3 separate regions of the Homo sapiens genome follow, and all the other regions are linked to region 1. Evidence: read pairs that join two places in POLR2A ChIA-PET (ENCODE). Cell type or tissue: HepG2. All regions are shown on one strand. Each heading gives the region's core, and the rest is flanking DNA. Links, peaks and the distances in the headings are about the cores only.

What was found. Peaks named below come from ENCODE experiments on the same cell type or tissue, not always from the same donor. Only the 100,000 strongest peaks of a DNase experiment are listed, where the experiment ranks them.
Region 2: POLR2A ChIA-PET joins it to region 1 with 5 read pairs; 2 of 35 experiments call an interaction of 5 or more read pairs at or near these places.
Region 3: POLR2A ChIA-PET joins it to region 1 with 6 read pairs; 3 of 35 experiments call an interaction of 5 or more read pairs at or near these places.

What each region holds. Positions count from the first base shown.
Region 1 is chr20:53,546,564-53,556,598 of GRCh38, reverse strand. ZNF217-AS1 (ZNF217 antisense RNA 1) reads right to left here and starts at 3,829. Exons shown (of 6, transcript NR_110051.1): 1 at 3,512-3,829. In HepG2, for the core only: no CTCF peak of the experiment used is centred there; DNase peaks (open chromatin) are centred at 4,418, 4,698 and 5,588; H3K4me3 peaks cover 1,145 bases.
Region 2 is chr20:52,156,726-52,166,760 of GRCh38, reverse strand. ZFP64 (ZFP64 zinc finger protein) reads left to right here. Exons shown (of 6, transcript NM_018197.3): 3 at 736-897; 4 at 2,004-2,066; 5 at 6,387-6,638. Among named protein-coding and RNA genes, the nearest start is that of ZFP64, 30 kb to the left of the region's middle. In HepG2, for the core only: no CTCF peak of the experiment used is centred there; no DNase peak of the experiment used is centred there.
Region 3 is chr20:53,409,034-53,419,068 of GRCh38, reverse strand. The region is part of intron 2 of TSHZ2 (teashirt zinc finger homeobox 2); the gene reads right to left. Among named protein-coding and RNA genes, the nearest start is that of TSHZ2-AS1, 90 kb to the left of the region's middle. RefSeq lists a silencer at 5,829-5,878. In HepG2, for the core only: a CTCF peak has its summit at 5,744; a DNase peak (open chromatin) is centred at 5,728.

The DNA of each region.
Region 1 (10,035 bases), core at 1,984-6,983:
AGTCGCAGAATGACAAGATCTACCATTTCATTGACCGGAAGTGAACATGCAACATTAAAAATCAATGGCCAGACAACCTTTTGGTTGAACTTTTATTGATTTGTCCTTGATACTATCAGTTAGAGTTGAAGGTGATCAGGTGAGTGCAGCACACGTTGAAAAGTGAAACCCTGGCTGGGCGCGGGGGCTCATACCTGGAATCCCAGCACTTTGGGAGACCGAGGTGGGCAGATAACCTGAGGTCAGGAGTTTGAGACCAGCCTGACCAACATGGTGAAAACCCGTCTCTACTAAAAATACAAAAATTAGCCGAGTGTGGTGGTGGGCGCCTGTAATCCCAGCCACTCTGGAGGCTGAGGCAGGAGAATTTCTTAAACCCGGGAGGCAGAGGCTACAGTGAGCTGAGATCATGCCATTGCACTCCAGCCTGGGCAACAAGAGTGAACCTCTGTCTCAAAAAAAAAAAAAAGAGTGAAACCCTCTAGTGACTCTTACTGATTTTTGCTGATCCTTAATATAAAGCAAGTAGTCATAAGTCGTAACCAGCCCAATGGCCTCCTTTCATCTACGATACAAAAGACACCTGGAGTTGAGAAGCTGAAAGACCTTGAGAAGTAGCATTTGGTCTGTTTGGACTTTAGCTGACACAGTGAGGTCTTATTTTCTGCAAATCTGAATTGTGCAAATCTGAAGTTGTGAATTAGAGGCTTGTTAGAGTTCCACAGTATGTACCAAATTTGCAATAATGTGAATTCCACATTAGAAAGGCTCTAAAAATCTTATTTCAGGGTGGCCTGGTCCCCTCCTTGTTGAAATTAGACTTGCATCTTGTGGGTTCAAACAATGATGGGCTTTGAGTTTTCTTTTTTTTTTTTTGAGACTGAGTTTCATTCTGTCACCCAGGCTGGAGTGCAGTGGCGTGATCTTGGCTCACTGCAACCTCCGCCTCCCGGGTTCAAGAGATTCTCCTGTCTCAGCTTCCCGAGCAGCTGAGATCACAGGCATGTGCCACCACGCCTGGCTAATTTTTGTATTTTTAGTAGAGATGGGGTTTCACCATGTTGGCCAGGCTGGTTTCAGACTCCTGACCTCAAGTGATGCCCGACAAAATGAGACTCCATCTCAAAAAAAAAAAAAACAACAAAAAAAACTTCTATTCATTTTTCAGATCTCAGCTGGCTGTTCTTTCTTAGCTGTGGCTGCCCCCACATGTAGGGCCTCCTCTCCTGCCTGATCCCGAAGCACTCCCACTTTCCTGTTACTTGCAGGGCTGTGAGCATCAGTTTATTTGCCCTCAGCCCTTGGCACACCACAAACTCCTGGAGGTCAAGGATGACTTCGGTTTGGTTCATAGTTCATAACTCTCTGCCAAGCACATGACATTCTGCCCAGTACATCGTAGGAGCTGGAGAAATAGCGTAGTAAATAAAATTATGTAAATTAAACTTAATTAAAATATTCATTTTTAGAAAAACAAAAACAAGGCTGATAGGCCATTGGTGAAATTGACAAAAATGAACTAAAATTTGCCTAATAAATAAAATAGAACACGTTATTCAAAAACATTTGAAGGCTGGGTGTGGTGGCTCACGCCTGTAATCCCAGCACTTTGGGAGGCTAAGGCGGGCAGATCACGAGGTCAAGAGATCGAGACCATCGTGGCCAACATGGTGAAACCCTGTCTCTACTAAAAATACAAAAATTAGCTGGGTATAGTGGCAGGTGCCTGTAGTCCCAGCTACTCAGGAGGTGGAGGCAGGAGAATCACTTGAAACCGGGAGGCGGAGGTTGCAGTGAGACGAGATCACGCCACTGTACTCCAGCCTGGCGACAAAGCAAGACTCTGTCAAAAAAAAAAAAAAAAAAAAAAAAGAGCTTTTGAAGAACATGAATAGCTAAACCTACCCTACTGTATAAAGAATGTTGGAGGCTGGGCGCAGTGGCTCATGCCTGTAATCCCAGCACTTTGGGTGTTCGAGGCAGGCGGATTGCCTGAGGTGAGGAGTTCGAGACCAGGCTGACCAACATGCTAAAACCCCGTCTCTACTAAAAATACAAAAATTAGCCAGGCATGGTGGCGGGTGCCTGTAATCCCAGCTACTCAGGAGGCTGAGGCAGGAGAATCGCTTCAACCTCGGAGGTGGAGGTTGCAGTGAGCTGAGACTGGGCCATTGCACTCCAGCCTGGGCAACAAGAGCGAAACTACGTCTGAAAAAAATAAAAAAAGTTGGAATTTTGATTGGAAAAAGTAACACTTCATAAGGGAACGTTTTAGTTTGTATTGATTTCAATTTTGCCAACTTTCTAGCATGTTCAGGATTCTTCCAGCAGCTTCTCAGACAGCATATCAGCTTCGGTTAGCTACTATTCAGACAATTGCATTTCATAATCAGCAATCAAAATTGTACTTTTCTGTTAAAGCTGTTAAAATATTCTTGCTTTTAAAAAAGCTGTTAAAAACACAATTGGAAAAGTCAGTGAAATGATCATTTGATATTTGATTATTCAGTGAATTAGTTTTAGGCAAATCGGACTGGCAGGCTGCAGAGGTGGCAACAGGCCAGAGGTCATTAGAGGACCAGGAAGCCACAGGAAGGTCACCTCGGCTACATTTTATAGCTCACAAAATGTTTTTACACACACACTACCCACTCCCCCCCCTCCACTGCCCCCATCACCCCGAGATGGAGTCTGTCGCCTAGGCTGGAGTGCAGTGGCACAATCTCGGCTCACTGCAACCTCTGCCTCCCGGGTTCAAGCAATTCTCCTGTCTCAGCTTCCCAAGTAGCTGGGATTACAGGCACCCGCCACCATGCCTGGCTAATTTTTGTATTTTTAGTAGAGACGGGGTTTCACCATGTTGGCCAGGCTGGTATTGAACTCCTGACCTTGTGATCCTCCTGCCTCAGCCTCCCAAAGTGCTGGGATTATAGGCGTGAGCCACTGCACACAGCCTATACACACACTTTTTTAAAAAAACTTTTTTATTTTGGGATTTTTTTTTTTTTAAGTTTTAGTCTTGCTCTGTCACCCAGGCTGGAGTGCAGTGGTGTGATCTTGGCTCACTGCAACCTCCGCCTCCCAGGTTCAAGCCATTCTCATGCCTCAGCCTCCCAAGTAGATGGGACTACAGGCGCCACCACACCTGGCTAAGTTTTGCACTTTTAGTAGAGACAGGGTTTCACCATGTTGGCTGGGCTTGTGTCGAATCCCTGACCTTAAGTGATCCTCCTGCCCTTGGCCTCCCAAAGTGCTGGGATTACAGGCTTGAGCCACCTCGCCCAGCCTGGAATAATTTTATATTCACAGAACAGTTGTAAAGAGATTGCAGAGAGTTCCTGAATTCGAACCCAAGTTCCAACCCTGCACCCAGCTGGCCCTAGTGCTACCATCTTACATAAGCACAATGCATCTGTCAACACTAAGAAATTAACACTGGTATGTTACTTTATTTAGAATTCCCTAGTTTTCCCATTAGTGGTGGGATTTTTTTTCTGTCCCAGGATCCTACCTTGCATTCAGTCATCATGCCTCTTGTAGTCTTCTCTCGTCTGTGACCATTTCTTAGATTTTCCTTGTTTTTCATTCCGTGGACAGTGTTGGGAAGGACTCGGTGTTTTGTAGAATGTCTGCTGATCTGGGTTTGTCTGATGTTTTCTCATGATTGTCTGGGATTACGGGTTTTGTGGAGTATAATGCAGAGGTAAAGTGCCTTGTCATCTCATCATATCATGGGAGGCGGGGGTAGTATTGTGGGAGGCAGGGGTATGTGAGAGCCGCCTGGCAAATCTTGCCTCTACCAGGGTGCTTAATGTTGTCACATGTTTGATTATCATAACCTGTAAAATAACTGGAAAAGTTAAGATTCTATTTTATCATTTCAATGATTTTTTTTTTTTTTAATTTTGAGATGGAGTCTCGCTCTGTCGCCTAGGCTGGAGTGCAGTGGCGCAATCTCAGCTCACTACAACCTCTGCCTCCCGGGTTCAAGCAATTCTCCTGCCTCAGCCTCCTGAGTAGCTGGGATTACAAGTGTGCACCACCATGCCTGGGTAATTTTTGTATTTTTAGTAGAGACGGAGTTTCACCATGTTGGCCAGGCTGGTCTTGAACTCCTGGCCTCAAGTGATCCGCCTGCCTGGGCCTCTCAAAGTGCTGGGATTACAGGAGTGAGCCACCACGCCAGCCTCAACAGATAATATTTTAGTGAGCAGTCATATATGCAGGCGTTGCTTAAATTGAAGTCATTCAGTATTAATGAGGAAGGTCAGATGAGATCCTGTACTTAAGGAGCTGGGAAACTGAGGATTCGAGAGTCTAAACAGCTTTACCCAATGTGGTCCAGGTTGTAGGTGGCAGAGCCAAAATTCAAACGCGTGTCTCACTTCAAAGGCTCTGTGTGTGTTTGTGTGTGTGTGTGTGTGTGTGTGTGTGTGTGTTTGCTTTTGCTCCATTGATTCCAAATAACAAAACAAAACCAAACAAAAACTTTGCTACAAAACCCTCACTCTGATCCTGATGCTATCTTAATTGTGATAAATGTGTTGTTTAATCTTCACAACAAACTCATGGAAAGGAACTATATGTAATCCCAGAGCTTTGGGAGGCCGAAGCGGGAGAACTGCTTGAGCCCAGGAGTTTGAGACCAGCCTGGAAAACGTAGTGAGACCTCATCTCTACAAAAAGTTTAAAAATTAACCAGGTCTGGTGGCATGTGCCTGTAGTCTCAGCTACTCTGGAGGCTGAGGTGGGAGGATTGCTTGAGCCCAGGAGTTCAAGGTTGCAGTGAGCTGTGATCGCACCACTGCATTCCAGCCTGGCCAACGGCATGAGATCCCTGTCTCAAACAAAACTAAACAAAACCAAAAGAAAAGGAACTACATATCCTTCCTTTTTCAGGTGAGGAAACTGAGCCTTTGAGTGGTTAAGGAACATGTTCAAGGTTATAAAGCTGGCGCATGGGCTGGGCGCAGTGGCTCATGCCTGTAATCCTAGCACTTTGGGAGGCCGAGGTGAGCAGATCACCTGAGGTTTCTACTAAAAATACAAAATTAGCCAGGTGTGGTGGTGCATGCCTGTAATCCCAGCTGCTCGGGAGGCTGAGGCAGGAGAATTGCTTGAACCCGGGAGACGGAGGTTGCAGTGAGCCAAGATTGCTGCATTGCACTCCAGCCTGGGCGATAAGAGAGAAACTCCATGACACACACACACACACACACACACACACACACACACACACAAAAGCTGGCACATGGCTGAGTTGGGACTGGAAACAGACTGCTGGGCTCGAGGGCCTGAGTTTTCTTCATCAGAACATCACACACATTTAAAAATGTTTTGAAAATGTATATGTTTATTTATATTGAGGTAAAATTTACAAAACATAAAATATACCACATTATGCAAAGCTGGAGGCCAATAAACAAAATATATGTAAAAAGAAGAAAAAAATTCAAAAAGAAAAACTATATTAAAGTGTACAATTCAATAGCTGTTAGTACACTGACAACGTTGTGCAACCACCACCTCTATTATCAAGTTTCAAAATATTTCCATTGTCTCAAAAGGAAGCCCAGTTAGGCCACCACCCGCCATCCTTCCCTCCCCTAGCCTCTGGCAACCACTAATCTAGCTTCTGTCTGTATGGATTTACCTATTCTGGGCATTCCATATGACTGGAATTATGTGGTTTTTGTGTCTGGTTTCTTGCCCTTAGTGTAACTTTTTTTTTTTTTTTCGAGACAGGGTCTTGCTCTGTCACCCAGGCTGGAGGGCAGTGGCGCAATCGCAGCTCACTGCAGCTCCGACCTCCTGGGCTCAGGTGATCCTCCTGCCTGCCTCAGCCTCCTGAGTAGCTGGGGCCCCAGGTGTTCAGCACAATACTCGGGTAATTTTTTTTATTTTTATTTTTTGAGGAGACAAGAAGGTCTTACTATGTTGCTCAGGCTGGTCGGGAACTCCTGGGGTCAAGTGATCCTCCCACCTAGGCCTCCCAAAGTTGGGATTACAGACGTGAGCCACTGAGCCCAGCTGGGACTTAGCATAATGTTTTTGAGGCTTACTCATGGTGGAGCATGGATCAGTGTTTCATGCCTTTTTATAGCTGAATAATATTCCGTGATGTGGATAGACCAACATATGGTTTGGATCTGTGTCCCCACCCAAATATCATGTTCACTTGTAATCCTCCGTGTTGGAGGTGGGGCCTGGTGGGAGGTGACAGGATCATGGGGGTGGATCCTCATGAATGGTTTAGCACCATCTTCTTGTGTTGTTCTCATGATAGTGAGTTCTCATGAGATATAGTTGTTTAAGAGTGTGTAGCACCCCCACCCAACTCTTGCTCCTGCTCCCGCCATTTGAGACGCTTCTCTCCCGCTTTGCTTTCTACCATGGTTGTAGGTTTCCTGAGGCCTCCCTGGAAGTAGAAGCTGCTATGCTTCCTGTACAGCCTGCAGAACCGTGAGTCAATAAACCTCTCTTCTTTATAAATTACCCAGTCTCAGTCTCAGGTATTTCTTTCTTTCTTTTTTTTTTTCTGAGACGGAGTCTCACTCTGTCCCCAGGCTGGAGTTCAGTGGCACCATCTCGGCTCACTGCAACCTCCGCCTCCCAGGTTCACACGATTCTTCTGCTTCAGCTTCCTAAGTAGCTGGGATTACAGGCGCCCGCCACCATGCCTGGCTAATTTTTGTATTTTTAGTAGAGACGGGGTTTCACTGTGTTGGTCAGGCTGGTCTCGGACTCCTGACCTCGTGATCCGCCCACCTTGGCCTCCCAGAGTGTTGGGATTACAGGCGTGAGCCACCGCGCCTGGCCAGGTATTTCTTTATAGTAATGTAAGAACAGCCTAATGCAGGCCACATTTTGTTTATCCATTCATCAGTACGGACATTGGATGGTCTTCATCTTTTGGCTATTGTGAGTAATGCTGCTGTGAACATTGCTGGACAAGTTTTTGTCTGAATGTCCTTTTTAAGTTCTTTGAGTGTATAACTAGGAGTGGAACTGCTTGCTCACGTGGGTCACCCTGCTCCTTTTTTCTTTTACTTTGCAATATTAAGACCCCATATTAGTGTGATACTCTTTCCTAGACTTTTAGTCTAAATAATAGTACTTGCTTTGTTTGTTTGTTTTTTTTTAAAGATGGTCTTGCTCTGTTGCACAGGCTGGAGTGTAGTGTCCCAATCGTAGCTCACTGAAACCTCAAACTTCCAGACTCAAGGGATCCTCCTATCTCAGCCCTCTGAGTAGCTGGGATTATAGGCACGTGCCACCATACCCAGCTAATTTTTGAATTTCTTTGTAGGAACAAAGTCTCATTATGTTGCTCAGGCTGGTGTCAAACTCCTGGCCTCAAGTAATCCTCCTCTTCGGCCTCCCAAGGTGCTGGATAACAAGTGTGAGCCATCATGCCTGGCTAAGTCTTCAGTGAATACATCTAAATAAATATATTTTGGGTTTTTTGTTTTGTTTTGTTTTGTTTTTTGTTTCGTTTCTGAGACAGGGTCTCATTCTGTTGCCCAGTGTGGAGTGCAATGGTGCAGCCTCGGCTCACTGCAGCCTCCACCCTCTGGGCTCAAGTGATCCTTCCACCTCAGCATCCCGAGTAGCTGAGACTACAGGCATGTACCACCATGCCTGGCTAATTTTTGTATTTTTTGGTATAGATAGGGTAATGCCATGTTGTTCAGGCTGGTTTTAAATTCCTGGGCTCAAGTGATCCTTCTGCCTTGGCTTTCTAAAGTGCTGGGATTCCAGGCATGAGCCACCATGTCCGGCCTGAATAAATATATTTTGAATAAATGAATGGATGATATTAGTTGAGGCAACCCTTAATAACAAAGACTACCAAGACATTTATTGGTCTAGTGAATGGCTTTGTATCTTATTAACTGTAACATTTGAATACGTTTGAAACTTTGTTATATATGTGACATAAATTCTGGGCATATAATTAAATTTCTACAAGAACTGAGTTATAGTGAATGTTTATTGAATTTTAATTTATGCCTAGGAGAATATGCTGTATTTTCCTTTTAACTTTTCTATCTTATACCTAGTGTGTGAAGGCTACTGTTCTATTTTATTTTATTAATTAATTAATTAATTAATTAATTTATTTGAGACAGAGTCTCACTGTGTCGCCCAGGCTGGAGTGCAGTGGCACGATCTCCGCTCACTGCAAGCTCTGCCTCCTGGGTTCACGCCATCCTCCTTCCTCAGCCTCCCGAGTAGCTGGGACTACAGGTGCCCGCCACCACGCCCAGCTAATTTTTTGTATTTTTAGTACAGATGGGGTTTCACTGTGTTAGCCAGGATGGTCTCGATCTCCTGACCTCGTGATCTGCCGCCTCGGCCTCCCAAAGTGTTGGGATTCCAGGCATGAGCCACCGTGCCTGGCCTGTTCTATTTATTAGGAAACTGAGGCCTGAGGGGGCGTCATCCCAGCAGTGAAGCCTCGATTTGCACTCACAACCTAGAGCAGTCTCTACTCAGTTGGGTTACCTTCTCTCTCTACAGCACTCAGAACCCAGACGCAGGTAGAGACAGCTTTTAGTTTTATTAAAGGCAGCCCGTTAGAGAGAGGACTTCAAATGGATCAGAGGAAAAGGTTTTTCTCCCAGGCACTGGTATTGCAGCTTCTGTCCACACGAGGGAAGTATTAGCTAAGAATAGCAATTGGTTGCAACTTGGAAACAAAGGCTGCAAGAGAAACTAAAATAAACCAGCTACTGGATTTCTAGGCCAACCTTAGGAAATTAATCAGCAACTGTAGAACTCCGGGTAAACAAATGTAAACCAGACCAGCCATTGGCTCATACTGTCACAGTGAGGATTCTGACCTGTTAAGCTGGAAAGCAAGGGCTCCCTGCATACATTCCTGTCTACAGGACAATTGCATCTGGAGCTGCCCCATAAGATCTTAAGTTGATTCCCCCGGTACTTATGTTGTCACACACAGATGATGACCCAAAGGAAAGGGCACTGCTTAGCCTCCAAAGAACTGTTTTTTTTTTTTTTTTGGTAGGGTAGGCAATTGCATGACATGCTTACTTGAAAAGCAGATGAAGCCAGGCTTGGTGGCTAACGCATACAATCCCAACACTTTGGCAGGCCAAGGCAGGAGGATTGCTTGAAACAAGGAGTTTGAGACCAGTCTGGGCGACAGAGCAAGACCCTATCTCTACAAAAAATGAAAAATTAGCCAGATGCAGTGGCATGCATCTGTGGTCCCAGCTACTTGGGAAGCTGAGGTGGGAGGATTGCTGGCGTCTGGGAGGTTGAGGCTGCAGTGAGCTGTGATGGGGCCACTGCACTCTAGCCTGGGTAGCAAACTGAGAACGTGTCTCAACAACAAAACAACACAACAACAACAACAACAACAACAGCGGCAGATGAAAGTAAGCGTCCAGGAAAACCTTTAATTTGGGTGGACAGCCAGAGCTCCCAGAGTTTTGGAATTCATTAACCAGTAATGTTGAAAAAAACTGATGCCGTTGTAAGGATACCAAGTTTTGATTTTGCCAGGTAAGAAAGGGTATTCAAAAAATCCAACTGGCATTTACTCTCACTATCATTTCACAAAAGAGAAACCAAGACAGTTGGAAAAACATAATTGAAGACTGAAGGACTGTCCTTTAAATTGAAAAAAAAAAAAAACCCTCATGAAAAACAAATCAGTGAAAACTTCATTGAGACTTGCATAAAGATCAGTGTTGGAAGGCATTGTTTTAAAGGTGTTAATTCTTTTGGTTTGAGAAAAATTCTTAAGGAAATCAAGATAACAAAGAAAGAATAACTCATCTGAATTTCCCCGAACACATTGTACATTTCCACAGACCGGGAAATAGTTCGCAGTTACGGAGCATGTCCAATGGGCCATGCATTTTTCATGCATTGTCTCATTTAAATGTTACAACTACATTTGAGATAGGAACCTTTATCATCCCCATTTTATAGATGAGGACACCAGACCTTGCACCTGTACACAGCTAGTGAGGACATAGTGCTAAGGAGTGCATCCAAACAGTA
Region 2 (10,035 bases), core at 2,700-7,699, 1.4 Mb after region 1:
TTGTTTATTTAAGAAGTCTAGGGCAGGCATGGTAGTTAACAATGTGGGAGGCAGAGACAGGTAGATCACTTGAGCTCAGGAGTTTGAGACCAGCCCGCGCAGCATGGCGAGACCCCAGTCTTTACAAAAAATACAAAAATTAGCCGGGCATGGTGGTGCATGCCTATAGTCCCAGCTGCTTGTGAGGCTAAGGTGGGAGGATTGCTCCAGCCTGGAAGGTCAAGGCTGCAGTGAGCTGTGATCATGCCACTGCACTCCAGCCTGGGTGACAAAATGAAACCCTATCTCAGAAAAAAAAAAAAGAAAAAAGTATAGATTTGGGTGGCTTCAGAGCTCTGACTCAGCATCTGATTTCCATGTTTACCCTTATGGTTACAGAATGGCTGCCACAGATCCAGGCATCACATCATCACTCCAGCATATACAAAGACAGGAAGTAGGGCAGCCAGGGCAGCAAGATGAGCTTTTCTCAACTGCTTCTTTTACCATCTGCCCTGCCCACCCTGCCCCCCCATGCTATTTTAAATCAGGGAGGAAAGTCTTTTGCAGAAGTCTCCCAGCGGATGCTCTCTAGTGTCTCATTAGCTAGAACTGGGTCACATGATCACTGTGAAGCCGCAAGGGAGGCTGGGAAAGCAAACTAGTACATGCATTCTCTCTACAAAGGAAAGTAGGCAGACACCATAGCTAGCGGGCATTTATATTAAGAAAATTAATAATCACCATATCTTTTAGTTTCAGCTCCAGAATTTGTTTTTGAACATGGCTATCAAACTTACCTGCCCACGGAAAGTAATGAAAACCAGACAGCCACTGTCATCTCTCTCCCTGCCAAGTCACGCACCAAAAAGCCCACAACACCACCTGCTCAGAAAAGGCTTAACTGTTGCTATCCAGGTAAAGGCAGCATTATGTCCTACTTGTGTAGAGGGTGTGATATTTAACCAGGCTCCAGGGCTCCTCCTCATGAGTTCCTGACAACTGCTCATGGATGTGTTCCAAACTACCTGGCATAAAAATCAGAGCCCCCTGGCATTTACATCAGCACATACAACCTATCTCCCACTGTCTGTGGTCATTCTGCCTCTGGGTTCTAAGACTTTTCTAGCCATAGGCCTTTGAAGTGGAACTCGTGAAAATTTCAGGTTGCTATAAATTTTTTTCCTATGCTATAGCTTAGGAAGATATCCAGTAAGAATTTTCTTTCCTTACTTTGGTTTTAATTTATTCAGAAATAATTTCAGATGTACAGAAAAGTTGCAAAAATTGTACCAAAAAAATCCCTGTATGCCCTTCATCTAGATTCCCCAAATGTTACCATTTTATTATATTTGCTTTGTCATTCTTTGTATATATACAAATATATATACAAGTATAGTTTTCCCCAAACCATTTGAAAGTTGCTGACAATGTGATGCCCCTTTATTCCTAAATACTTCAGTGTGTATTTCCTAAAAACCAGAATATTCTTTTAAATAACCACAGGACAATCATCAAGATCAGAAAATTAACATTTATAGGAACTATTATCTAACCTACTGACCTTAGTCAGATTTCGTCATCAAGTGTCCCACCGATGTCCTTTCTACCAATATCAAAAGAATGACATTTTTCCCCTCTGATCCAGGCTCCAACCAGTGATCACTAATTGCATTTAGATTTTATGTCTTTCATTTCCTCTAATCAAGAACAGTTAAGCATTTATCTTTCATAAGCTTGACATTTTTGAAAAGTATAGGCCAGTGATTTTTGTCAAAAGGGCCTCAGTTTGGGTTTATTTGATGTTTCCTTATGATCAGATTCAGGTTATGCAGTTTTGGCAGGAACCACAAAATGACGGTGTGTTTTTCCCGGTCATCACATATGAAGGCACATGAGATCTCTTTTTCCCATTACCGTGGTGTTAACTCTTGTCACTTGGTTAAGGATGTTTCTACCAGTTTTCTCCATGCTAAAAGTTACTAAGTTTTCCTTTGTAATTAATCTTTCCTTTTTTTTTTTAGGTTGCCAATTCAAGACTGCTTATGGCATGAAGGACATGGAGCGGCATTTAAAAATTCACACGGGTAAGTAGCATTTCTTTAGCGCATATGCCCTCAACACCTGCTCTGTGCTAGGAGATGGGGATCCACATAGGTCAGACGAATGATACCACTCCAAACGTCACTGGCTGTTATGGGAATACAAGTCCAGATTTTAAAAAATAAGGTGCCATTTGTACACATGACTTTGGCAGAAAAATCTTTAACATAATAAAATCCAGCTCTGGAGAGGATGTGAGCAAACTTAGCTAAGTGGGAATGTGAACTGTTACAGCCATTTTGAAAATGATTCTGCCAAAATTAATTAAAATTTGAACGCACATATTCTCATTTTGAGGAGATGACCCTACGAGTTCATATGTGTGTGTGTAATGATTAGTAAAGAGAGGAATAAGGGGAGAGAAAAGAAACTGTCTCTTTTTTTGTCTTTTTCTTTTATATTTTGAGACAGGGTCTCACTCTGTCGCCCAGGCTGGAGTGCGGTGGCACTCGACCCGCCCACCTCAGCCTCCAGAATACCTGGGACTACAGGCAGACGCCACCACACCTGGCTAATGTTGTGTATTTTTTGTAGAGAGTGGGGTCTCACCATGTTGCCCAGGCTGGTCTCGAATGCCTGGACTCAAGCGATCCACCCACCTTGCCTTCCCAAAGTGCTAGGTTTACAGGTGTGAGCCACTGCACCTGGCCAAAACTTTCATTTTATGTATCTTTATGTTATATCACTGAATACAGTGAGTGTGTGTTATTTTTGTAATTTAGAAAGGAGAATTTAATAAATACTTGTTTTAAAAGAAGAGAGAAAGATCAATGCATGGGAAAAGAAAAAAGTGATGATTTCTGGTGATTTTATTTTTCTTTAATATATTATTTTTATGTTTCCCAGATTTTCTGCATGGAAAAGGAATTGCCTTCAGACTTTTTTTTAACAAGTGTTATATGCTTGTATTCAAATAGTACAGATTTAAATTTTAAAAGTATAAATGTGTATAAGATGCAGGGAGTTTTGGCTTTGGCTTCGCTAATTGCCCAAAGCCTGCTATTTAGCCTCAGCCTTTGGAAGATGAGTAACCAACAGTTATTTCTTACATTCCTTGGCCATAACCAATAAGTGCCTTATTGCACTGGGGTCACCATCATATCTAATCAGCCTCACAGTGTCATGCTATCTGGATTTGTTCTAATTATCCAAATATTAAGTTTCAAGTATTGATTGGTAAGCGTTCTAGTGTAATAAGCAATTAAACTCTCCATGTGGGTTTCATATATTGAAGTTTCATCCATCAAGCCATAGCATATTTATTATTGAAAGAATAAAGTACTATAATTTTTGTTTTGTTTTGGTTTTTGTTTTTTTGAGACGGAGTTTCGCTCTTGTTGCCCAGGCTGGAGTGCAATGGTTCAATCTTGGCTCACCGCAACTTCTGCCTCCCAGGTTCAAGCGATTCTCCTGCCTCAGCCTCCTGAGTAGCTGGGATTACAGGCATGCACCAACACACCCGGCTAATTTTTGTATTTTTAGTAGAGACGAGGTTTCTCCATGTTGGTCAGGCTAGTCTCGAACTCCCGACGTTGGGTGATCCACCCACCTTGGCCTCCCAAAGTGCTGGGATTACAAGCGTGGGCTACCGCATCTGGCTGAGTACTATAATTATTAATGATGATAGAGAAAGCGTTGTAAAAGTACAAGTGAGGGCCACAGCTTTGTCTATTTCTGCAAATCCGCAGAAAATATCTTCTACAGTTAGCCTACCTTGTGTTTGGAGGATAGTTTCTGCGGTCTCTGTCTACATTTTCAAGTTTAAATGTATCCTCACCTTAGTTACCTTCAGAGAGTGGGGGTATGCTTAATTACCCCTGGAGTTGGGGTTTGGGGGAACCACAGCAACAGGGCTCTTTACCAGCAGAGCTGGCCAAAAACCACTGAGCTCTGCCAACATCCAGCATTTGCCCAGTGTTGCAAATACACAGTGTAGTGACCGCAGGAACTACTGAGCCACTGACAATGCTGGTAAATTATTGTTCCTGGATTTTTAAATTTGATGACTAAAATTTTTGTTTGTTTGTGTTTTTGTTTTTGTTTTGTTTTTTTGAGACAGAGTCTCGCTCTGTCACCCAGGCTGGAGTGCAGTGGCGCGATCTTGGTTCACTGCAAGCTCTGCCTCCCGGGTTCATATCATTCTCCTGCCTCATTCTCCCGAGTAGCTGGGACTACAGGCGCCTGCCACCACGCCCGGCTAGTTTTTCTGTATTTTTGGTAGAGACAGGATTTCACTGTGTTAGCCACGATGGTCTTGATCTCCTGACCTCATGATCCGCCCGCCTCGGCCTCCCAAAGTGCTGGGATTACAGATGTGAGCTACCGCGCCCAGCCTACTAAAATGTTTAATAATAAAAATGCTAATTTTTTTTTTTCCTTTTGAGATGGAGTCTCACTCTGTCACCCAGGCTGTAGCGCAGTGGCACAATCTCAGCACACTGCAACCTCCGCCTTCCGAGTTCAAGTGATTCTCCTGCCTCAGCCTCCCGAGTAGCAGGGATTACAGGTGCCCACCACGATGCCCAGCTAATTTTTGTATTTTTAGTTCAGACAGGGTTTCACCATGTTGGCCAGGCTGGTCTCGAACTCCTGACCTCAAGTGATCTGCCTGCCTCGGCCTCCCAAAGTGCTGGAATTACAGGTGACAGCCACTGTGCCCAGCCAAAATGCTGATCTTTAATAAACTTTTAGATGTATTCTTAAATCCCAAATATTTATTTATGACGACAGTGATCAGCTTTGGCTATTTTAGCACTTGGCTAGTTACGATTTGGTGAAAATACATATTTGATATATAAAGTAAAAAAAAGAAAATCCTGATTCACAGCCACCTCCTTCCATGACCAAAAGTCAGCTCTCCTAATAGACCTCTATGTCTCATTCTGAAATATTTGCATGCCTAGACCAGGTCTAAAAACACACACATTTAATTTTTCCATGTCTTACTAAGTTAATATGATACACGCTATCAGTGCAACTTGCTTCTTTTCATTTACTATTGCACATCATTTCACATCAGTATGTCATATCGACTTACTCTTTTTCATGGCCAAGTAAGGAATGGGTTCAGTAATTTATGCACATCCATACAGTGAAATATTTCAGCCTTAACAACCGCGTTGTGGGTATGTAATGATATGAAACAGGTGATCGAAATTACCGTACATGCAAGAAAGTAGTCAATAGGGAGGCAGTGCAGTATTTGGCAAAAAAAAAAAAAAAAAAAAAGAAAGCAATCACAAGACGGTCCTGGGTTCTAATTCCAGCTGTTGCAAGGATTAACTAAAGTAATTCAAAGGCACAGTGCCATTCAAAAAGGAAGTATTTAAATTGATGTTAGCCAGGAATTTTTATGTACCAAAAACATACACACACAGAGATTGGAAAAATATACATCAAAAAGTTAGCAGTAGTTCACAGATGTCAAGTTGACATAGCATTAGTGAGGTTCAGATTAAGCTGCTGTAAGAATGAAACTGAAACACCAGCTCAAACAAGATAGGGATTTGTATCTGTCCCGTGTAACTGTCCGGAGGTGAGCAGGCAGGCTAGGACAGGTGGGCAGCTCTGTCCTAGGGACCAGCCAGGCACTTAAGTTCCTCCCACCTCATTCTATTACATGACTCCACCATCTGCAGGTATGCCACCCTCAGCTGCTCACTCACCTGCCCTCACCTGCTCACTCACCTGCGCTCACCGACTCACTCACCTGCCCTCACCTGCTGCCTTATCCCCATGCCTTGGCTAGAAGCAGGAAAAGAGAAAATGTAAAAGGCAAGCCGTTTCCTCTTGTGAAAGAGACACACTTTACTTTCTCTGCCATCGCTTTGATAGGAACTTAGTCACAGATCACAGCTAGCTGCAGGCGAGGCTGAGAAGTGTAATCTTTCCCTGGTGAGCCATGAACTCTGCTGAAACTTAGGTATTCTAAATTTTACGGTGCATCTCTGTTGTGAAAAGGAAAAAGGAGAGAGTGAATACAAGGGAAAATTAACAAAACTGTTACTATTTTACGTACCTATACTTTAAAATTTTAATTGCCTTCTATTTTTAATTTATAAAAAATTTATAAGAAATTCATATTCATCATTTTAAAAATTCAAGTAATACCAATAAGGAACATGGAAGAAACTTCCCCTCTCCCAAGATGTTAGCTCTTTGCCAATCATCCACCCAGTGTTTTAGGGTTTTTGGAATATTCTTCGGTGGTTGTATATGACTTTTTTCGTAAGGCAGTGGGAAATAAGCCTTTTCCTTTTTTAATCTTGTTTCCTGCTGCCATCTGTGTGTGTATGTGTTTGAAGGAGACAAACCCCATAAGTGTGAAGTCTGTGGCAAGTGCTTTAGCCGGAAAGACAAGCTGAAAACTCACATGCGGTGCCACACGGGCGTGAAGCCCTACAAGTGTAAGACGTGTGACTACGCCGCTGCCGACAGCAGCAGCCTCAACAAGCACCTGAGGATCCACTCGGACGAGCGGCCCTTCAAATGCCAGATCTGCCCCTACGCCAGCCGCAACTCCAGCCAGCTCACTGTCCACCTGCGATCCCACACGGGTGAGTCCTGCCTGTTATTTGCTCTCTACGCTCCTCACTTTCTATGGCATAAATCATAAGCACCTTAAAGCATTCAGCCACAATGTAAGAAATCGAGTTGGAACCTTTGCTCATCCCGTTGTTTGCAGTTTTGTTTTTTTTTGTTGTTGTTGTTTTGTCTCGCTCTGTTGCCCTGGCTGGAGTGCAGTGGCGCTATCTCAGCTCACTGCAACCTCCACCTCCCAGGCTCAAGCAATTCTTGTGCCTCAGCCTCCCAAGAAGCATGTTGCACCACGTCCAGCTAATTTTTTGTATTTTTAGTAGAGATGGGGTTTTGCCATATTGGTCAGGCTGGTCTTGAACTATTGACCTCAAGTGGTCTGTCCACCTCAGCCTCCCAAAGTGCTGGGATTACAGGTATGTTGTACCACACCCAGCTAACTTTTTCTAATTTTAGTAGAGGTGGGGTTTTGCCATATTGGTCAGGCTGGTCTTGAACTCCTGACCTCAAGTGGTCTGCCCACCTCAGCCTCCCAAAGTGCTGGGATTACAGGCGTGAGCCACCGTGCCTGGCCCATTTGCAGTTTTGCTTTTCAGCTGCCTTGAAGAGCCTTTCTCAGTAAAATAGGGGAAAATCATGAAGTTTATAACTTTATACATATGTATATCTCTTTCTATAACTTTGTAACTTATTCAGTTGTAAAGTGTGTAATTGAGGAGATGCATGAAATGAAATACACGTATAAGCCATGTATCTTTGATAAATTCTGCATTATGGTTAGGCATTCCAATCATTTTTGAAGCATACTCTAGTTCAGCATGGAACAGCTTGACCAAAAAACATACAGCAAAATTAGCAGAGTAGGTAACTCAATAAATTACATACTTTTTTCTTTCGGTGTATCAGTTAGATAATGATTCAGTCATGCTGCAGTAACAACCATGAAATCTCAGTGTTGTATAATAAACATTTGTTGCTAACATACTTTAGGTCAGCAGGAAGTTGACTGGACAACTCTGTTGATCTTGGCTTGGCTTAACCACATGTGTGGGGAAGGCTGGGTGCCTTTCAGATTTCCCTGGGGATCTGCTGGCCATGGGCTGGCTGGCTGTCCACTGGCCTTGGCTGAGGCAATCTGGTTCTGTTCTGTGCATCTCTCATCTTCCTCCTGGGACCATGGACTAACCCAGGCTTGTCCTTCTCATGAGGATGGCAGAGGTGCAAGCAAGCAAGCCCCAGTGTAAGCCCATTTCAACTCTTTGCTTCTATAAGTTGTCAAGCATCACATTGGCTAAAGCAAGTCACATGTTTCATCCTGGTGTCAAGGGCGGGACTGAGCTCACTGACAGTGAGAGGTCATCACAGTGTTACATGGCAAAGGTCGGGGATGCAGGGAAGGTGAAGAATTGGGACTTTTTCTTTCTTTCTTTCTTTTTTGAGATGGAGTCTCACTCTGTTGCCCAGGCTGGAGTGCAGTGGCGTGATCTCAGCTCACTGCAACCTCTGCCTCCTGGGTTCAAGTGATTCTCCTGCCTCAGCCTCCTGAGTAGCTGGGATTACAGGCTCACACTGCCATGCCTGGCTAATTTTTTGTATTTTAGTAGAGATGGGATTTCACCATGTTGCCCAGCCTGGTCTCGAACTCCTGAGCTCAGGCAATCCACCCGCCTCAACCTCCCAAAGTGCTAGGATTACAGGTGTTAGCCACCGCGCTGGGCTGAATTGGGACCATTTTTGCAAACAACCACAGTCCGCCTTTATCCCCACCGTCATTCACATCTCTCTGACAGGCAAAATGCATTAACAAGTCTCATCCAATCATAGGATCAGCCTTAAAGACCACAATTGCGTGATCTCCCTTGGGTCTGGATATGGTTTCTCTTCATCTAGAGACGGTTGAAATAAAAGACAAGTTGTCTGTCATGATACACCCAATATACAGTGTAAAACAAAAAGCCAAAATAATTACCATAATTCTACCATTTGAAAGTAGTGTAAGACACATGCACACATATGTTTATTGCAGCAGTATTCACAATAGCAAAGACTTGGAACCAACCCAAATGCCCATCAATGATAGACTGGATAAAGAAAATGTGGCACATATACACTGTGGAATACTGTGCAGCCATAAAAAAGGTTGAGTTCATGTCCTTTGCAGGGACATGGATGAAGCTGGAAACCATCATTCTTAGCAAACTAACACAGGAACAGAAAACCAAACACTACATGTTCTCACTCATAAGTGGGAGTTGAACAATGAGAACATGTGGACACAGGGAGGGGAACATCACACACTGGGGCCTGTCAAGGGGTGGGAGGCTAGGGGAGGGATAGCATTAGGAGAAATACCTAATGTAGATGACGGGTTGATGGGTCAGCAAACCACCATGGCACGTGTGTACCTGTGTAACAAACCTGCACGTTCTGCACATGTATCCCAGAACTTAAAGTATAATTTTAAAAAAGAAAGAAAGTAGTATAGAAGAACGGGAGGCATTTGTCAGTCCCTGGTCCATAGCATTTCTGAAATTCTTCTGGGCACAGGTTCCCCCTACTCAGGGGTTAGGGAATGTTTCTTGGTTAGGCCTTGGCTCAGCTCTTTGGTTCTTAACCCTGCCCATTGGAACATCCTTTCCATCACTTTCCTAAGCTACTTCTGAAAAAGATTGCAAAATGTACCTTTGAGAAACTTTCTCAGCTTGCTTCCTGTCTACCAAAAGCTGGAGGTCTTTTACCTTTTGTTTTAGTAAGGCTGGTGACAGTTTTGCTGGTAGAGCTGTCTTTAAAAACTGTGTGAGTTTCCTATGTATCCATATGCCAAAAGCCATACCCACAGTTCTTTTGGAATCTTGCCTCTTTTTCTAAACTCAATTATAGGCACTTTTGGCATTTAACCTTCTGTGGGTTTTAGGAGTCCTTTGTCCAGCTGAGAGAACATACTTGGCACCAACTTAATTCTCACCATTCTTAATTCTCTTTTGGAGATTTTAATAAAGAGTCTTACATTCAGACCCCTTATTTCACATTTGGTCTTCACTCTGAGACTAGTTTCTTAGATATGGTCTTTGTCCCAGGCTTTTGTCTTACTTGGGAAAGCTGGCTGGAGAAGCTGGCTGGAGATGAGAAACTATATCCAGTAATCTTTGACTTTCTATATTCCCTCTAAATTCTGCTTACAAAATGTCCAGTTCTTTTTTTGAGTTTGTCTCTTTCTTGTAGTCTTTTATCATATGCAGCTTATAAAACACTTTCACTGTTCTGCCTAGAATTTATCTCTTTATTCAAGTCCAAAACTCATGATGTACATTTTCTGTCTTCTAAGCTACCACGAGTGACAGTCTTACCAAATGTTTGCCATTAAGTAGTGTGCATTGCCATTTTTCCAGCCTCCACATGCAACCGAATCTCAAAACC
Region 3 (10,035 bases), core at 2,892-7,891, 140 kb after region 1:
GCTTTTCCTCATGTTGTTAATTCACCCAACAAGAGCTGCTTCATTGCACAGGATGGCTTGAACTTTGAAAGACAGACAGGAGCTGAGTGGAGGAGGCTGGAGGAGAGAGAGGGATGAACCCGGATGTTTACATTTTGGCTTTAGAGGAGTTAGTCAGAGGGTCTCCCCCACCCAAACACCATCCTAGCTATGATCACACCTGTCTGGGTGGCCTGCCTTAGTGTTAGGCCTTTGGCGGCCTGGACTGAGCTGGGAGCGAGTGGGGAGGAGAGTACTTCAGGTTCAGGTTGATCTTATTGAGAACCTGGGAGTCTCTAACTTTTGGCATGGACTCTTCTCATTTAGGAAATCCCTATTGATACGGTTTGACTCTGTGTCCCCACCTAAATCTCATCTTGAATTCCTACATGTTGTGGGAAGGACCTGGGGGGTGGTAATTGGATCATGGGGGCAGGTCTTTCCTGTGCTGTTGTCGTGTTAGTGAATAGGTCTCACGAGATCTGATGGTTATAAGAAGGGGAGTTTCCTCGCACAAGCTCTCTTCTCGTCTGTCGCCATGTGAGACGTGCCTTTCACTGTCTGCCATGATTGTGAGGTGTCACCAGCCATGTGAAACTGGAAGTCCAATAAATCTCTCTTTCTTTTGTAAGTTGCCCAGCCTCGGGTATATCCTTATCGGCAGTGTGAAAACAGACTAATACGCCTATGACATCCTCAGGCTGCATCAGGCTAATCAAGAGGGCTGTTTTTTGAAGCTGCTCAGAGAATCCAGGACCACGTAGAGGCTTCTTTCCTTCCCATCAGAAAAAAGGGAACCTTGGGAAGTAGTAGGATCCCACACCCATTTTAGATGGAAAACCTGGAATGGGGAACACATGGAAAGCAGATATTTCTCCCCTTTACTCTCTCAGCAGGCTGTTTTGAATCATATAGACCTCTGCTTAAATATTCCCTCCATAGCAAGACCTTTCCTTACCATCCTAGCTAAGGGTCCCCTCCAACCTCAGCCACAGCCACTCTTATGGCGTCAAACACTCATTAATAAGTGCTATTATCTTGTTTTGTTTATTTGATGATTTGCTCCTTTTACTAGAATGTAGCTCTGTGAGCTCAGAGCCCTGCTCACTCTTGTTCCTTGCTGTGTCTCTAGCACTCAAAGCAGGACCAGCTGAGGAGGTCCTCAGTGTTTGCTGAATGAGTGATTACTTTTATTATGTATTCTCCAGATTTCTTTGTAAAGAGACTGCCATAGAAGGAGGATTATTATGGCAAGCATCTATACCAGCTCATCCCTATTTTTTAGTTTTTGTTGAAGATAGGATAAGAAAAAAAAGAGAAGCAAATGCAGCAAGCAGGAATTAGGTTAGACATCAGAAATTTTCTGATAGGCTGAGTTGAGTGATTAGAATAGGTTATGAAGGGAGGCTGTGCAAATTCCTATCACGTTATTCTAAAAAATGATGCTGGTGAACAGCCGGGTGCAGTGGTTCATGCCTGTAATCCCAGCACATTGGGAGGCCAAGGCCGGCAGATTACCTGAGGTCAGGAGGTGGAGACCAGTCTGGCCAACATAGTGAAACCCTGTCTCTACTAAAAATACAAAAATTAGCCGGGAGTGATGGTATGCACCTGTATTCTCAGCTACCTGGGAGGCTGCGGCAGGAGAATCGCTTGAACCTGGGAGGCAGAGGTTGCAGTAAGCCAAGATTGTGCCACTGCACTCCAGCCTGGGTGACAGAGCGAGACCCCTTCTCAAAACAAAACAAACAAATAAAAAAAAAAAACTATGGTGTGTGTGTGTGTGTGTGTGTGTGTGTGTGTGTGTGTCTGTGTGTGTCTGTGTCTGTATATAGATATCCTCAGGGATGTTTGCAAGATGGTGCTTAGTTCTTACCTACAGTTTCTCTCTCTAGAGTCATGGTTTTCTACTGGAAGGAGTCTTTGGCTCCTAGGAGACAGCTTTGAGAGTCATGCAGGGGAGGAGGGAGGGTGCAGGCCAGCACTGCTGCTCAGCATTCTACAATGCACAGGACAGCCTCCCACAAGAGAACAAGTCTGCCTACAATGTCAGTAGTGCCAAGGTTGAGAAAACATTTTCTATTCCAAAACTTTTAGTCTTCTGTCTTCAGGGGCTCCCCTGAGATCAGCCTTTTTCAAGAATTAATTCTCCAAAGGATTGAACCAAATGGGAGAATGAATGACTTGGGAAAAAAGAGGTTCACATTTGGGGATGCAATCCAAGGGGTGTGCCAGTCAAAACAGAATCAATGGATTATTTCTCTATGTGACGAAAAGAAGTCCTGTTGTTATGATTTGCATTTACACACTAAGTAAATATTTGTGGGACATCTACTATGTTCTCAGCATGATGGGAGATCATGGGGTTGGCAGTTTCTTAAAAGGTCAAATGGTAAACATTTTTGGATCTGCAGGCCATAGGGTTTCTGTAACAGGTACTCAACTAAGCCATTGCAGAGTTAAGGCAGCAATATGTAAACGATGGGTGTGACTGTGCCCTGAAACTTTATAGCAGGTGCTGGGTAGGATTTAGCCCACTGGTCCTGGCATGCTGATACCCTTTTTCCTGGTAGAGGCTACAGAGATTAGAAAGGGCGAAGAACTAGCTCTCAAGCTCACAGCCCTGTGGGAAAACTAACAAGTGAATAGAGCCCGACTACTGTCTGAAGGAATGACGCAGGGTGAGCAGACTTTCGGATATTGCTATTATTTCCAGTGCCTCTGGTATCAGCACGTGCTCTTTCCATATTTGGATCTCTGTTGCTCCACTTCCCACCGCCTTCATCCTGATGACCGCTAAGACCTGTACCTAACACCCAAATCGCCCTCTGGGGTCTGTGTTCTGCCCACTGTGAGCCTTTCTCTCTCATCTCCCTCTAATCCTTGCTGTAGTTGCCCAGCATGGCAGTGGCCTCACATGGCCTCTCTGCCTCCACTCGTCTCCACCACCCACCTGCCCTTCACGTGGGTGCCAGAGCAACCCTCCTAAATTGCAGAGCTGACTGCGTTAGTCCCCACTGAAACCCTTCTTTTCTAGCTCCATGACCCTCCTGACAGTTACCGGATTCACCAGGATGTACATATACACACATCTATACACAGGCATTATTTAGCTTTTGTTTCAAAATGTCAATATAAAGAAAAGGGGGAAATAACAGTACATTAAATATTACCTTCTTAAATCTAGACTTCCTCTTACGTCTCCTAACACTGTCATGCCTGTGTGTGCGTGTGTGTGTGTGTGTGTGTGTATATCTACACACACACATACATTTATAGTACACAAGCATGCATGTGTGCATACACATATATACACACAGGCACACACATATATAATATGTATATACACACATATAATATGTATATACACACATACATCACGTTTTACTATAATAAACTTTCTTTTTGTTTACTATTTATATTATGGGGTTAGGATATTATACAGATTTGGGGGCAGCTGCATAGGCAAGTACAGGTAGGTAAATTATCTGTAATAGTTTTAGGATAGTAAGAGTGTGCTAGGTGGGAGGCCTGTAGAGTAGGAGGCTGTGTGTGTGGGGTGCATGGGGTGCCTGGAGGAAGAGGAAGAAGGGGTGGGGAGCAGAGGAAGGAGCAGAGACTGTAGGGGGCAATGAGGGGCCTGGGGCCCCAGTGGAGAGCAGAGCGATAGGAGCTACAGTGCCTGCTTCTCTGGAATCATCTGTACTGATCATTTTATCATTGCATATTTAATTTTTTTCTCCCACTGGCATTTCTTAAGACATTCATTAGACTACAAAGATGAATCTTAGACAATAGCCAACCTGGCATTTTGCTGATTTTTAATGTGTTGATTGTGTAAGTTTTCAACAGAAGCCTTAAGGGTTTTCAATAATGGAGTATGTTAAAGGCAAATGAAAGAGAGAGGGGAAAGATATTTTCTTTTCTAGGTGTTGTCTTCTTAATTTGCATAAATGACAATAGTGACTATCTTGATTCGCTGCCACCTTTGTAAAGCTCGCAGTTAGAAATCAGCCACCGTGTATAATAATAACCCCTATTTATATATGACAGGCCCTGTCCTCAGCATTTTACAAACATTATCTCAATCAATCCTCTAAAAACCCTGAAGAAGCTGTTCTTGTCCATCTGAAAAAAGAATGAGGTGCAGACAGTGACATGGCTTATCTTAGGTCACGTGGCTGGAAGGCGGCAGACCCAGGTCTGCCCACTCAGGAGCCTGGTCACTCTGGTCACTTCACCAAGCTCAGCAGCTTTATTAACAAGAAAATCAGCAAGATTCACATGGAAATGTGCTTGCGTGAGCCCTTGGTTTAAGTCTAGTGCTATTAAACCACTGAGAATAGTCCTGGCTTGTTCTTTTCATTTTTTAATTAAATAAAATTTTTTTTAAGAGATAGGGTCTTGCTCTATTGCCCAGGCTGAAGTGCAGTGGTATGATCTTAGCTCCTGGCAGGCTGCTGGCAAAAGAGTCATGCCATCCATGCCTGTAGCCTTGAACTCCTGGGCTCAAGTGATCCTCCTACCTCAGCCTCTTGAGTAGCTGGAACTACATGTGTGTGCCACCACGCCTGGCTAATCCTTTTATTTTTTGGTAGAGATGGGGTCTGGCTATATTGTCTAGGCTGGTCTCAAACTCCTGGGCTCAAGCAATCCTTCTGCGTTGGCCTCCCAAAGTGCTGGGATTACAGGTGTGAGCCACTATGTTGAGCCAGTACTGGCTTATTCTTTTAAATAAAAGTTTTCCTGGGAAAAAACAGTACAAGAACTTAGTAAAAAGTCAAACACTACAAAAATATAAAGTACCCCTGTAACCCGAGGGCTCATTTCTGATCTTTCCAGAAATGTTCTCTACATAAACATGAGTGTGTGTATATGTATATATTATTCTTTTTAAATTTTTTAAATTTTATTTCTATTTTTATTTTTTGAGATAAGGTCTTGCTCTGTCACCCAGGCTGAAGTGCAGTGGCATGATCTTGGCTCACTGCAGCCTTGACCTCTCAGGCTCAAGTCCAAATAGCTGGGACTACAGGCATGTGCCACTATGCTCAGCTAATTTTGTAGTTTTAGTAGAGATGGGGTTTTGCCATGTTGCCCAGGCTGGTCTCCAACTCTTGGACTCAAGTGATCCTCCTGCCTTGGCCTCCCAAAGTACTGGGATTACTGGCTATATTAATATTATTTTTAAGAACTTTTTTGGATATAATGTAGATATTATTTTTAACACAAAGGTGAATACTATAGACACTTGGTATTTCCACTAAGTAATAACTCTTGCAATTGCTCTGTATCAGCATAGAAGAATTTCCTTCATTAGTTTGAAAGGCTGCACTGGGTCTCCTGGCATAGAAAACTAAAATGTGCTTATGCAATTCCAATGGATGGAAAATACTTCACAATGGAGTAGTCCTTGCTATGTGTCAAACATTCTCTAAGTGCTTTACCCATATTAACTCGTGTCATCTCCTACCCACCATATGAAATAGATACTTCAGTAGTCCCATTTATCAGATGGGGAAACTGAGCCAGGGAAGTGAAGCGACTTCCCCGACATCACACAACTTGCAAGTGGTAGAACTAAGATTCAAAGCTAGTAGCTCACGTGATCTCCCGCTGGCCCCGCAAAGTGCTGGGATTCAGGCGTGCACCACCGCACCTGGCCACACTGCAGGATTTCTAAGTCCAGCACCTGCATCCTTTGTCTGGGGACTTTCTCTGGCAGCCAGCGCCCACTGGCGGAGACATCTGCAGCAAAGTGACTGAAAGTGAAATCCCTCCACCTGGCCTCCTTCCCCCTCACTTCCGCGCCTTGCCACGGTCAGCCACCGATCAGCGGGAGTTGGTTTGTAAACACCCCAGCTCTCTCTGAGGACTATGTTCTACATCTGCTCCCAGAACTCTAAAGGATCAAGGGCCAGTTACCCACGATGACATCGTGCATGATCAGCTGCTCTTCCCCTCCCTGTCCCTCTTCCGCTCTCCCCTATTGGGGGTTCCTGGGATCAGGAATCCTTGTTTTAGAGGAGGCTTCTGGGGGAACCTGAGCCAAGACAAACCCGAGTATTGTTGGGACAGGAATACCGGGGGTGGGTTAAGAAGATGTCGAGGCCTGCCAGGGAGCCAGAGAGCCCTGGTCCCTAGCTCCAACCTGAGGACTGGGATCGGAGGTCTTTCCAGAAACAGAAGGCTTCTAGCTGCTCCCATGGGTTTCAGGAGGAATCCGCTTGCTTGGATCAGCTGACCTCTGACAGTTTGTTTAGGGAAGGAGTGGGGAGTGATTGTTACAGGCCCTGCAGGGGAGAGAGCCTGTGGGTGGTGGTGCTGAGGCGTGTTTAATGAGGCTGTCCCTTAGTCAGGGGCTGAAGGTGGACCCTTGACATTTGGAAGCAGCGTGGAGAGTCACTGTGCACCCCCTGAGAGACGGAGGCCTCTGCCCGGAGCAGGGAACTTCATAAGTGGCGGCCCAGAGGGAACCGTCCACAGAACCCGTGAGTGCCCAGAAATCAAGAGTTAGCTTGTTTCCCTGGAGATGGATGGTGGTGATGGTTGTGGAACAGTTTGTATTCACTTAAAGCCACAGAACTGTACACTTAAAAATGGTTAAAAGCGTAAATTTTATCCTATGTGTAATTTACCACAATAAAAACAAAACCAACAATGGGTCAGCTTTGATCATTCTCCTGGAGCACACAGGCTGGGAACCAGTAGCCTTGCTCCAGGGCTGGGACCTTTCTTGTCCCATTCCCTTTTCTAACTATCCTGAAGCTATTGTCAGCAGGCTGGGGAGGAGACCAGAGGAGCAGCCATAGAGAAGAATCGAGCCCTTCTCCAATTTCCCACTGGGTGCCTCCAGCCCAGAGCAGGACCGGACGTGTTAACCTGACTTTTCTGACTCTGAATTGGATCTGTGAACTGAGTCTTAATGGGACCATGGGCTCGTCCCTGCTAAGAGTGAGCAGAAAAGTCATGAGTTGCCTGAAGTCTTATTCAAGGGAGGGGAATGTTTATTCCCTCTGAACAGAATTGAAAGAAAGAAAGAAAGAAAATGATGCTTTGATCACCCTTCAGGCAACATGCCTATTCAACATGTATGCATGTTTTAACATTTATTTAATGCTCATTATGTGTGGGACTCTTTGTTAAATGTTCTTGCTTGAATAGGCTAATTTAATTCCATCTATGAGATAGGTACTCTTTTTTTTATTTTATTTTATTTTTTGAGGCAGGGTCTTGCTCTGTCATCCTGGCTTAAGTGCAGTAGCTTGAACAGAGCTCACTGCAGCCTTGACTTCCTAGGCTGAAGATATCCTCTTGCCTCAGCCTCCCATGCAGCTGGGATTACATGCACGTGCCAACCTACCTGTCCAATTTTTAAGTTTTTTATAGAGACGAGGTCTCACTATGTTGCCCAGGTTGGTCTCAAACTCCTGGCCTTGAGCAGTCCTCCCAATTTAGCCTCTCGAAGTGCTGGGATTACAGATGTGAGCCATCATCCTCAGCCTTAGGTACTCTTAAGTTACTTTTTTTAAGGTGAGGAAACAGGTTCAGAGAGCTTATGTTAAGTGTCCTAGGGGCTCACAGTAGGAGTTGGGATTTGAGGCCAGGTCTGTCAGATTCTAAAGCTCTGCTCTTAACCACTGTTTCCTAATTGCCCCAGGCCAAGACATGGAGCTCACTTGGAGACCCAGAGTCCGCAGGCTGCCCTTAGATTTTAGGGAAGTGCTCACAGTTTTCTCCCTTTACATAAGTTCATGCCAAGTCTGGGATGAGTTGAGACTGGAGGCCCCTGGGACTCCACATCATGTCAGGAAGGTTGAGGGAGGCCAAGGCCATGGTCCTAGCTGTAGAAAAACTTCAGGTCAAACGTAGCCTCCACTCACTCTTCTGTGACATGAAGGCCCCACTTCCCGTCTTATAGAAGAAGATACCCCCAAAATGCTGAACATGGTTCACAGTTATGAACAGGAAAGTGTTTCATAAGTGGCATTTGCACTAATATTTGACTTGAAGGAGCAGGATCCAGGGAACATTGAATTACAGCTCATATTAAAGTGCTTTAAAAATGGTACCAATGGCCGGGCATGGTGGCTCATGCCTGTTATCCCAGCATTTTGGGAGGCCAAGGCAGGTGGATCACATGAGGTCAAAAGTTCTAGACCAGCCTGGCCAAAATGGTGAAACACCATCTCTACTAAAATACAAAAGTTACCCAGGCGTCCTGGTGCATGCCTGTAATCCCAGCTACTCAAAAGGCTGAGGCAGGAGAATCACTGGAACTTGGGAGGCAGAGGCTGCAGTGAGCCTAGATAGTTCCACTGCACTCCAACCTGGGTGACAGAGCGAGACTCCGTGCCAAAAAAAAAAAAAAGGTGCTTATGATCAATACCATGGATTTTACATTTTCATAAATATAACACAGCTAATAATAATAATAATAATAATAATAATAATAATAATAATGTGACGATAATAACAGAATTCCCAAACTTCTTCTTAGGTTGTTATGTATGCCAAGCCCAGAGAGTTATGTGTTTTGTAAGTTGATTTAATTCAAATGCTATGCCTCCTCCTCCACCGATTTTGTTATCGTACTGAGACCTTTTTCATAACTTACAGGTGCCTTGGCATAACTTACAGGTGCCTTGATTTGCTCTGTTTTTTCTTACATCAGTAACTTTTAAGTGAATTCTGCTCAGGGATGTGCCTGGAGAAAGCAAGTTTGATGAGGAAGCTGGTGGAGCTGGTGGTTTGAAGGCTGAGTGAAAGTAGGGGAGAGCCCATGGCCTGATCTATGTAAGTGGTAAGTCAGGGAGGGTAGCTGCGGTCAGCATGTCCCAGAGTCACCTTCATCCTGGGATGCGCCCTCTGATTCTCAGAGTGAACATTAAAAATGGCAGACAAAACCAGGCACGGTGGCTTACGCCTGTAATCCTAGCACTTTGGGAGGCCGAGGTGGGTGGATCACCTGAGGTCAGGAGTTCAAGACCAGCCTGGCCAACATGGTGAAACCCTGTCTCTACTAAAAATACAAAAATTAGCCAGGTGTGGTAGCATGCACCTGTAATCCCAGGTACTCAAGAGGCTGAGACAGAATAATCTCTTGAACCCAAGAGGCAGAGTTTGCAGTGAGCCGAGATAGCGCCACTGCACTCCAGTCTGGGCGACGGAACAAGACTCCGTCTCAAAAAAAAAAAAAAAAAAAAAAAAAAAAAAGAAAAGAAAACAAAGATGTGAATTCTGAAGACCTTTTTCAAGGCTTTGTCCCCAGCTCTGCAAGGCCCAGATGCTAAATGACATTCACTGGGCTGTCAAAGTTTCTATTTTCTCAATCAACAATGGACTTCCATTCTCGACTCCAAAAGCAAAGCGTTCATCTCATCTTCATGAAAGAATTCCATGAAAGAAAGCCAATATGAACAGAGTGTCACATACCAATATTTCTTTTATCAAACAACATCCTGAAAACAAGGACTACATCAATTTTTTTAATATTCAAGCTGATTAGAAAGTTGGTTCTGTATTTGATTAAGTTCTGCAGAAATTGGGCTTGTGATGAATCATTAAACAAAGACACTTTTTTTTTTTGGTACAGCAATAAAGCCTCAAATGATTAATTAAGGGCACAATGCCAAAACAAGTGTCTTTGTTTAAAACACAGTGGACAAGACAGCCTTGGGAAAGTTGATGTCTTAAGTAGGCGCCACAACATGTTTTTAATTATGTTCAGGAAGACGAACAAGAATAGGAATCGCCAACTGTTTAGAAAGATAATTTTTTTTTTCTGAAGAAAGATTAGAATTAAAAAAAACAAACAGAGCATTATTGATTTAACATAAATGCCATTTGTTGGGCCTTTTGTAATTTCCTTATTAGTGTCATCATTCTGGAGTTCACATCCCCCCTTCTGTTATAGCGTTTGGCATTTGTTCAGCTCTCAGCAATATGATACAGTAAACATGCAGTGACTGCTCATATTAAAATGTTTTATTTGTTGTAAGTGTACAGATGATCAAA